2 separate regions of the Homo sapiens genome follow, and region 2 is linked to region 1. A link is a contact called in ENCODE Hi-C or POLR2A ChIA-PET data. All regions are on one chromosome and are shown on one strand. The core of a region is the stretch at or near the end of the contact, and the rest is flanking DNA. Distances in the headings are between cores, read along the strand shown.

Evidence for each region. A loop is a pair of places that touch in the nucleus more often than their neighbours do. ChIA-PET counts read pairs that join two places held with the same protein, here RNA polymerase II (POLR2A). Pooled maps may share reads with other maps.
Region 2: a loop to region 1 is called in a map of mammary epithelial cell, with 4 times the contacts of the local background. The contact joins two enhancer-like sites. A Hi-C loop is called at or near these places in 2 of 168 maps with a recorded cell type or tissue (mammary epithelial cell and prostate gland) and 2 of 50 pooled maps. POLR2A ChIA-PET finds 5 or more read pairs at or near these places in 9 of 52 experiments (A673, AG04450, BJ and 6 more).

Annotation. Positions count from the first base shown.
Region 1 is chr12:93,623,620-93,627,396 of GRCh38, forward strand. It overlaps a transcript of SOCS2 not described here. Among named protein-coding and RNA genes, the nearest start is that of CRADD, 52 kb to the right of the region's middle. RefSeq lists an enhancer at 935-2,134. Within about 2 kb of position 1,517, at least 7 of the 41 ENCODE cell types and tissues checked have a DNase peak (open chromatin) inside an H3K27ac peak, as active enhancers do; they include mammary epithelial cell, where a contact is called at or near this core.
Region 2 is chr12:93,589,421-93,593,048 of GRCh38, forward strand. It overlaps a transcript of SOCS2 not described here. Among named protein-coding and RNA genes, the nearest start is that of SOCS2, 19 kb to the left of the region's middle. RefSeq lists an enhancer at 1,701-2,260. Within about 2 kb of position 2,016, at least 32 of the 41 ENCODE cell types and tissues checked have a DNase peak (open chromatin) inside an H3K27ac peak, as active enhancers do; they include mammary epithelial cell, where a contact is called at or near this core.

The DNA of each region.
Region 1 (3,777 bases), core at 267-2,766:
ATGCTGTATAGAGACATGGGCACTACCCTCTAGGTACTAGCTGTGGTCTAAATGCATCCTCTAAAATTCACAAGTTGACATTTAATCATGAATTTTTTTTTTTTTGAGACAGGGTCTCGCTCTGCTGCCCACGCAGGAGTGCAATCGCGATCTCAGCTCACTGCAACCTCCGCCTCCCGAGCTCAAGCGATTCTCCTGCCTCAGCCTCCCAAATAGCTGGGATTACAGGCACACACCACCATGTCCAGCTAATTTTTGTATTTTTAGTAAAGACAGGGTTTTGTCTTGTTGGCCCGGCTGGTCTTGAACTCCTGACCTCAGGTGATCACCCACGTCAGCCTCCCAAAGTGCTGGGATTACAGGTGTGAGCCACCCCACCCAGCCTGAGCCACTGCGCCTGGTCTTAATCACGAATATTAATAGGTGGGGTCTTTAGGAGGTAATTAAGTCATGAGAGTGAAAGCCTCATGAATGGGATTAGCCGCCTTGTAAAAGGTCTGGAGGAAACTAGTGTTTGTCCCTTGTTATCCTTCCATCCCTTCCACCACATGAGGACACAGAGGTCAAGGTGCCATCTTGAAAGCAAAGACTAGGCCCTCACCAGACACGAAACCTGCCAGCGCTTTGACTTTGGACTTCCCAGCTTCCAGAACTATGAAAAATACATTTCTGGCCAAGCGCAGTGGCTCACGCCTGTAATCCCAGCACTCTGGGAGGCCAAGGCGGGTGGATCACGAGGTCAAGAGATTGAGATCATCCTGACCAACATGGTGAAACCTTGTCTCTACTTAAAATACAAAAAATTAGCCAGGTGTGGTGGCAGGCACCTGTAGTCCCAGCTACTAGGGAGGCTGAGGCAGGAGAATCACTTGAATCCGGGAGGCGGAGGTTGTAGTGAGCCGAGATTGCACCACTGCACTCAGCCTGGCAACAGAGAGAGACTCCATCTAAAAAAAAAAAAAAATCTATTATGTGTTAATTACCAGTTCTTAGGTGTTTTGTTATAGCAGCACAAACAGACTAAGACAATACTCATCACCCAAGTCACTCTGGAAGGCACTGTTTTATAAGAGCAGAACAGAGTGTGATACATGAATGCTGCAGGCATCAGAAATTGCTGGAACCCATTAAGTTGCTCCCATTAAGTTGGGGGCAGGGTAAAATAAGTAGAAGTACACAGTATGCCACTGTGTGGGCAAAGTTGTTTCTGATTTCATACTAAAGATAGAACCCTAAAACAAGACCTAACAAGAGGTTTCTTTGTGGAAACAATCTTCTTGGGTTAATAGCTAAATATAGTGACTAATGCTTCTTCCTGTTCTTTCTCGACTATACCTTATGAGCTACCTTTAGAACAAGCAGGTTGAAGCCCTGCCTTTTACTAATCCCCTGAGATAATCTTTTTAAAACTCTCAGTGGCAAGTGAAGACCCCAGTGTTTTCCCCATCTCTGAGATTTCTTTCATATCCCTTTAGCATTCGCATTTGCTCTTACTGGTTATTTCCCATGCTGAATCATTCACTGACTATCTGGTCATCTCCTGGGGGAGCCAAATAGTTTTAAACATTCTCAGTGACTCATCTATCCTCACCAGTTCTTTTATTTATTTGTTGTTGATGTGTCATACACACACAATCTCTCTCTGTCATTAAAATGCTAAAAAAAGTTTCTATTTACCGTCATAGTATACTCCACTTTCTCAGTGCATGTCTTCACTTGTTTTGTAGTTTTCTAGTTCATGCAATTGAAATAAAGGTACAGTTACTTAGTCTTTAACCAAGTCCCAGGTTTAGCCAAAATTGTCAAACTCAGGATTCAGCCCTTCAAAGCTTACGAATTTATTGAGGGCCGGGCGCGGTGGCTCACATTTGTAATCTCAGCACTTTGGGAGGCCCAGGCGAGTGGATCACCAGAGGTCAGGAGTTTGAGACCAGCCTGGCCAACATGGTGAAACCCAGTCTCTACTAAAAACACAAAAATTAGCTGGGTGTGGTGGCACGTGCCTGTAATCTTAGCTACTCGGGAGGCTGAGGCAGGAGAATTGCTTGAACCTGGGAGGCGGAGGTTGCAATGAGCTGAGATCACGCCACTGCACTCCAGCCTGGGCAACAGGGTGAGACCATCTCAAAAAAAAAAAAAAAAAAAAAGAGAATTACTTGGTGAAAATAATTCCATATCATTACTATTTTGTAAAAGGGAAACTGCTCTCTTAGCACATTGTGTTGTTTGCTTTGCTACCTTCAGTTGCTCTGCGTCAGAACCCTGTATCTGAAATCCCTCAATAATGAGACTAACTGAGGTAGTGGTGATACTCTATCTTGTTATTTTAAAGCAGGCCTGCAAATACTGGGTGCTCAGTAACCATGAGAAAAAGGCCTGATAAAAGCAACAACAGAAGCAATTGGGACCCAAGGTGGACACCACGGCAAATCCTCAGCGCCTGGGTTTTAGACGGTTCTGCCAAAGGTTTGGTTCTTTCCAGCCTGAGATCATTGCTTAGATCTTTCTGGGGTGTAGTTAAAGTAAAATGAGCCTCTTTCTATTTATCCCACAGATGCCGTTCTCTCTTAACAATGTACTCCTTGAAGGCTTCTTAAGGTAATGTCTGGTCTCTGCTGAATGCAGCCATAAATGCAATAGAACGCTACCTTTGCTGAATGTGCTCAGTCCTCCCCCCTTAGCACAGCTCACCCTACTAGCCTTATCTTGCTGGCCTCCCTCTACCCCCACTGCAACCTCCCAACAGGCTTTAAAATCCAGACATACCTAACGAATCACACAATTACCAAGCAGGTCAGGATACTTTACATCAGAGCCTCTGAACATACTGTTCTCTTCCCAGAATGCCCTTCTCCACCTCATCCACCTGGAGAACCCCTACGTATCCTTCAAGACTCAACTCAAGCTTTTTTTGTTTTAACCCCCCTACAGCCTTCTTACCTTTCCAAATAGCACCAGAACTTTTCATCCACCACTGTACCTTGTATGCAACTGTGTTACAGCACTCTCTAAACCTTCATGTCATCTGCCTTACTTTTTGAGGTTTATGAGAGGAGTGATATGGTTTGGATGTTTATCCCCTCCAAATCTCATGTTGAAATGTGATTCCCAATGTTGGAGGTGGGGCCTGATGGGAGGCAATTGGATCATGAGGGCGTATCCTTCATTAAGCGGTTAGCACATCTTCTTGGTGATAAGTAAGTTCTTATTCTGAGTTCACACAGGGTCTGGTTGTTTAAAAAAGTGTGGCACAACACCCTCACCTTGCTCCCACTTGACCTTCCATCATGACTGTAAGCTTCCTGAGGCCCTCACTAGAAGCTGAGCAGATGTTGGTGCCATGCTTGTTGATATAGTTTGAATATATGTCCCCACCAAATCTCATGTTGAATGGTAATCTCCAATGTTGGAGATGAGGTCTGGTGGGAGGTGTTTGGGTCATGGGGTGGATCCCTCATGGTTTGCGGCTGCACTGGTGATAGTGAGTTCTCACAAGATCAGGTCATTTATAAATGTGTGGCACCTCCCCAGTCTTGCTCCTCCTCCCGCCTTGTGAGATGCCTATTCCCCTTTGCTTTCCACCATGATTGTAGGCTTCTTGAGGCCTCCCCTGAAGCTGATGCTGGCACTATGATTCCTGTACAGCCTGCAGAACTGTGAGCCAACTAAACCTCATTTCTTTATAAATTACCCAGTCTCAGGTATTCCTTTATAGTAATGCGAGAATGGCCTAACACAAGGAGGGACTTACATTATTTTCTGAATCTCAGTGCTTAT
Region 2 (3,628 bases), core at 766-3,265, 34 kb before region 1:
AAAATCCATATGCTTGGGCTTCCTGATTGTTTTTATTAAAGTGAGTTTAGTGATGGTGGGTTAAATAATGCTGTAATCTTAAGCCAGAAATTGAGAATATGGATTTGAAATGTCCCCATTCCCTTTTTTTGTTTGTTTTTGTTTTGTTTTGTTTGCTGTTGCATGTTCTTGGCAGCAGTGGTTGATGTCAGTATTGTTGCCCATGTTGTAGACTGCAGATGTTGCAGTGTAGCTTAGTACTTTGGTTCGCTTGCTGAAATTCCTCACTGTGCTTCTTATGAGGTCCAGGAACATATAGATTTGCAGTCTGATGTATTTTGATGATTGCCAGATAAAACTGATGTCTGGCACTTTTTCCAGGAGAAACACATGTAGACGTTTCCAAGTTGATTTGTAGGGACTTAGTGTTATTAGAACTTTGTGGCAAAACTTTTTCTCAAGTGGCAGAAGAAATAAAGGAACTTCAGTTTTGAGGGCTGTTAACAGCACTTCCATTAGTGGCAAAGCTGAGATGGTTGACAAAGTACTGGATTGTTGAGATGGACCTTCCAGGCCGGGTGTGGTGGCTCACGCCTGTAATCCCAGCACTTTGGGAGGCCAAGGTGAGCGGATCATGAGGTCAGGAGTTCGAGACCAGCCTGACCAACACGATGAAACTCCATCTCTACCAAAAATACAAAAATTGGCCTGGTGTGGTGGTGCGCGCCTATAATCTCAGCTACTCAGGAGGCTTGAACCCGGTAGGTGGAGGTTGTAGTAAGCTGAGATCGCGCCACTGCACTCCAGACTGGGTGACAGAGCGAGACTCAGTCTCAAAAAAAAAAAAGAATAAGCAAGTACTGTATTTGGACTTTTAAGCATTACTGATACAGTAAAATACAGTTTTAGCTACCGACGCAAGACTAGCACCCAAGATTTTAGAAAAAGGCACTTTTTCCCTTTTATTTTCCAATAACATTTCTCAATCTGGTAACCAGAGAGACTACTCTGGGATTAATTTGAGTCTGATTGCTGTTTACTGTTCTAACAAGAACAGTTTTTTTGGAGAGGAGAGCAGAGTTTAGGAGAAACGAACTATTAAAAGTTAGCTTCCCGTATGGGCGTGGTGGCTCAGGCCTGTAATCCCAGCACTTTGGGAGGCCGAAGTGGGCGGATCACGAGGTCAGGAGATCGAGACCATCCTGGCCAACATGGTGAAACCTGTCTCTACTAAAAATACAAAAATTAGCTGGGCGTGGTGGCACGTGCCTGTAATCCCAGCTACTCCGGAGGCTGAGGCAGAAAGAATCGCTTGAACCCAGCAGGCAGAGCCGAGATGGCGCCACTGCACTCCAGCCTGGGCGACAGAGCAAGACTCCGCCTCAAAAAAAAAAAAAAAAAAAAAAAAAAAAAAAAAAAAAAAGTTAGCTTCCCAGTGTACACATGAAAAGTACAATCCTTTTCTTCATTTATATTATAATTATTTGAAGAGCAAATTAGGTATTGTTAGTGAAGAAATGAGAGTGATTACCTGGTAATATGATGAGTTACTTTTTCTTTAAACTTACTGGCTTTTCCCTTAACACTAATGGTCTGGATAACAAGTTTTTACTTGTTGGCAGTGCAGTTTAGCCTCCGAACACTCTTGGAACAAAATGACTAATTTTTTTTAACGCTTTATTGAAATATAAATTTTAGGAGAGTAAACATTTTCGATTTGGAAGAAGTAGTTACGTTACAGACCTTCAAATCCAGCTTGTTCGGGAGACTTGACATTTAATCACTAGGCTAATGAAGCGCCAGAAGAGAGAGCTTTTATGGTTAGAAAGGGAGGTGTTTTTTAAAAAAAAAACAAACGAACAAACAAAAAAAAAAAAACAAGGCTCAGCCCGAGATACTGGAAGCGACTTGACCTTGATTTACATATACAAGGAACGGAAATGAATTAGCCCGGCTAGATATTTCTAGGAACTAGTTAAGGGAGAATGAACAAGATGGGAGCGAGGAGAAAGCGTGTGTGCGTTCGTGTGTGGCTGTCTGTCTGTCTGTCTGCGGCAAGAGGAATCTCAGAGTTTCGGTTATTTCTCCTTGAAGAATTTTCAAACGGAGTTCCTGCAGGGGCTGGCTCTAGCGTCTACGATGTGCACACACTGTCTCTCAAGAGGGAAGTGATCCTGGCGCCACGGGGTGATGCAGCAGAAGTTCTTTTTGTCTGTGGCCAGGGTAGAGTGCGGAGCCCCACGGAGCTGTGGCGTGGCGGCTCCTCCCAGACGCGTCCGGGGCGCCGCTCGGGTCTCCCAGGACCTTATGTAACCCAGCGTCGGCAGCAAGGAGCCGGTCACAGGCTGACCAACGTCAAGGCGTTTCACTTTGGAAGCGCACCAGATGAGTGTGGTATTGAGAGCAGACGGCTGGGTGCAATGTTTTTGCCGCATATCTCATGGGTTATTTTAATCTTTTCACGTAGTCTTAAGGGTCTCACTAGACCGTATATGAGAATGTGGCCAGGGATGTGGCTTCTATAGATTGTCCCAGATAAGAGCATCCCTTTTGTTTTTGTTAATGCAGGGTAAATACAACCTCTTCTTAGGAGCTAGTTTTTCAATTATTCTAAAAGTGATAACATGCTCATGGTTCAAAATTTAGTCAGTTCAGAAGTGCACAAAATGAAAAAATTGTCCAACTCCCGTCCCACTCCCCAGAGGTAACTATTATTAAAAGTTTCCTTTTTATTGTTCCAGAATTTTTTTAATGCAGTCGAAGCCTCTATTTAAATCATGTTTTAAAGCACACACAAATATTATTGTACTATACTTTCTGCTCTGCAATTTGCTTTTAAAATTTAATATTTGGACTCTCTATGTCTACCTTTCTCTCTATATATCTATTTATATCTTCATGGCAACATAAGGCTTTGCCTCATTCTTTTCAACAGCTGCACAATATTCCATGATATGAATGTACCATTACTGATTGAATCAGTCTCCTGCTAGTGGATATACAGGTTGTTCCCAGTTTCGTGCTATTACAAACAACGGTGCGGTACAAATCTGTGTGCTAATTGTTGCTGTGTGCTTATGGGAACATATATGTTGAGTACATTCTTAGAAGTGGAACTTTGGGGCCCAAGGGTACATGGCACTTAACATTTTAATAGATATTTACTTTCAAATCACATTCCCAAAAGGTTGTTCCCATGCATATTTCAGATGGAAATAAATTCTGTCTTTCAAGTTGTACACATAGCTGAGGGTTTTCCTTAAAATACTGTTCATTTTTAAACAGCATATTTTCCATTGAGATCGAATAAACTTGTTTATTTGCTAATTAATTGCCCTTGAAGTTAAATCTCTATTCTAGAAAAGATGTCTGAGAAACCTAGTGGAAAGGCCTCAACAACTTCGTCCCAGCCTTGATCAGAGACATTCACAGCTATGGGACAGGCACATGGCTCTATGCCTTGACTGTGGCTTCATAGACAGCTGTCTTTAAAAACCCTAGGGTAGGACTGAGAAAGCTTTTTTTTTTTTTTTTTTTTTGGTATGTGTAATAATATCATCTTCAATTAGTTCTGTTCAAAGGACATCGATTAAGCACAACTATAGTAAAAGTTTCTCCAGTTCCCTACTCTCTGTCCCCTTATCCTGGT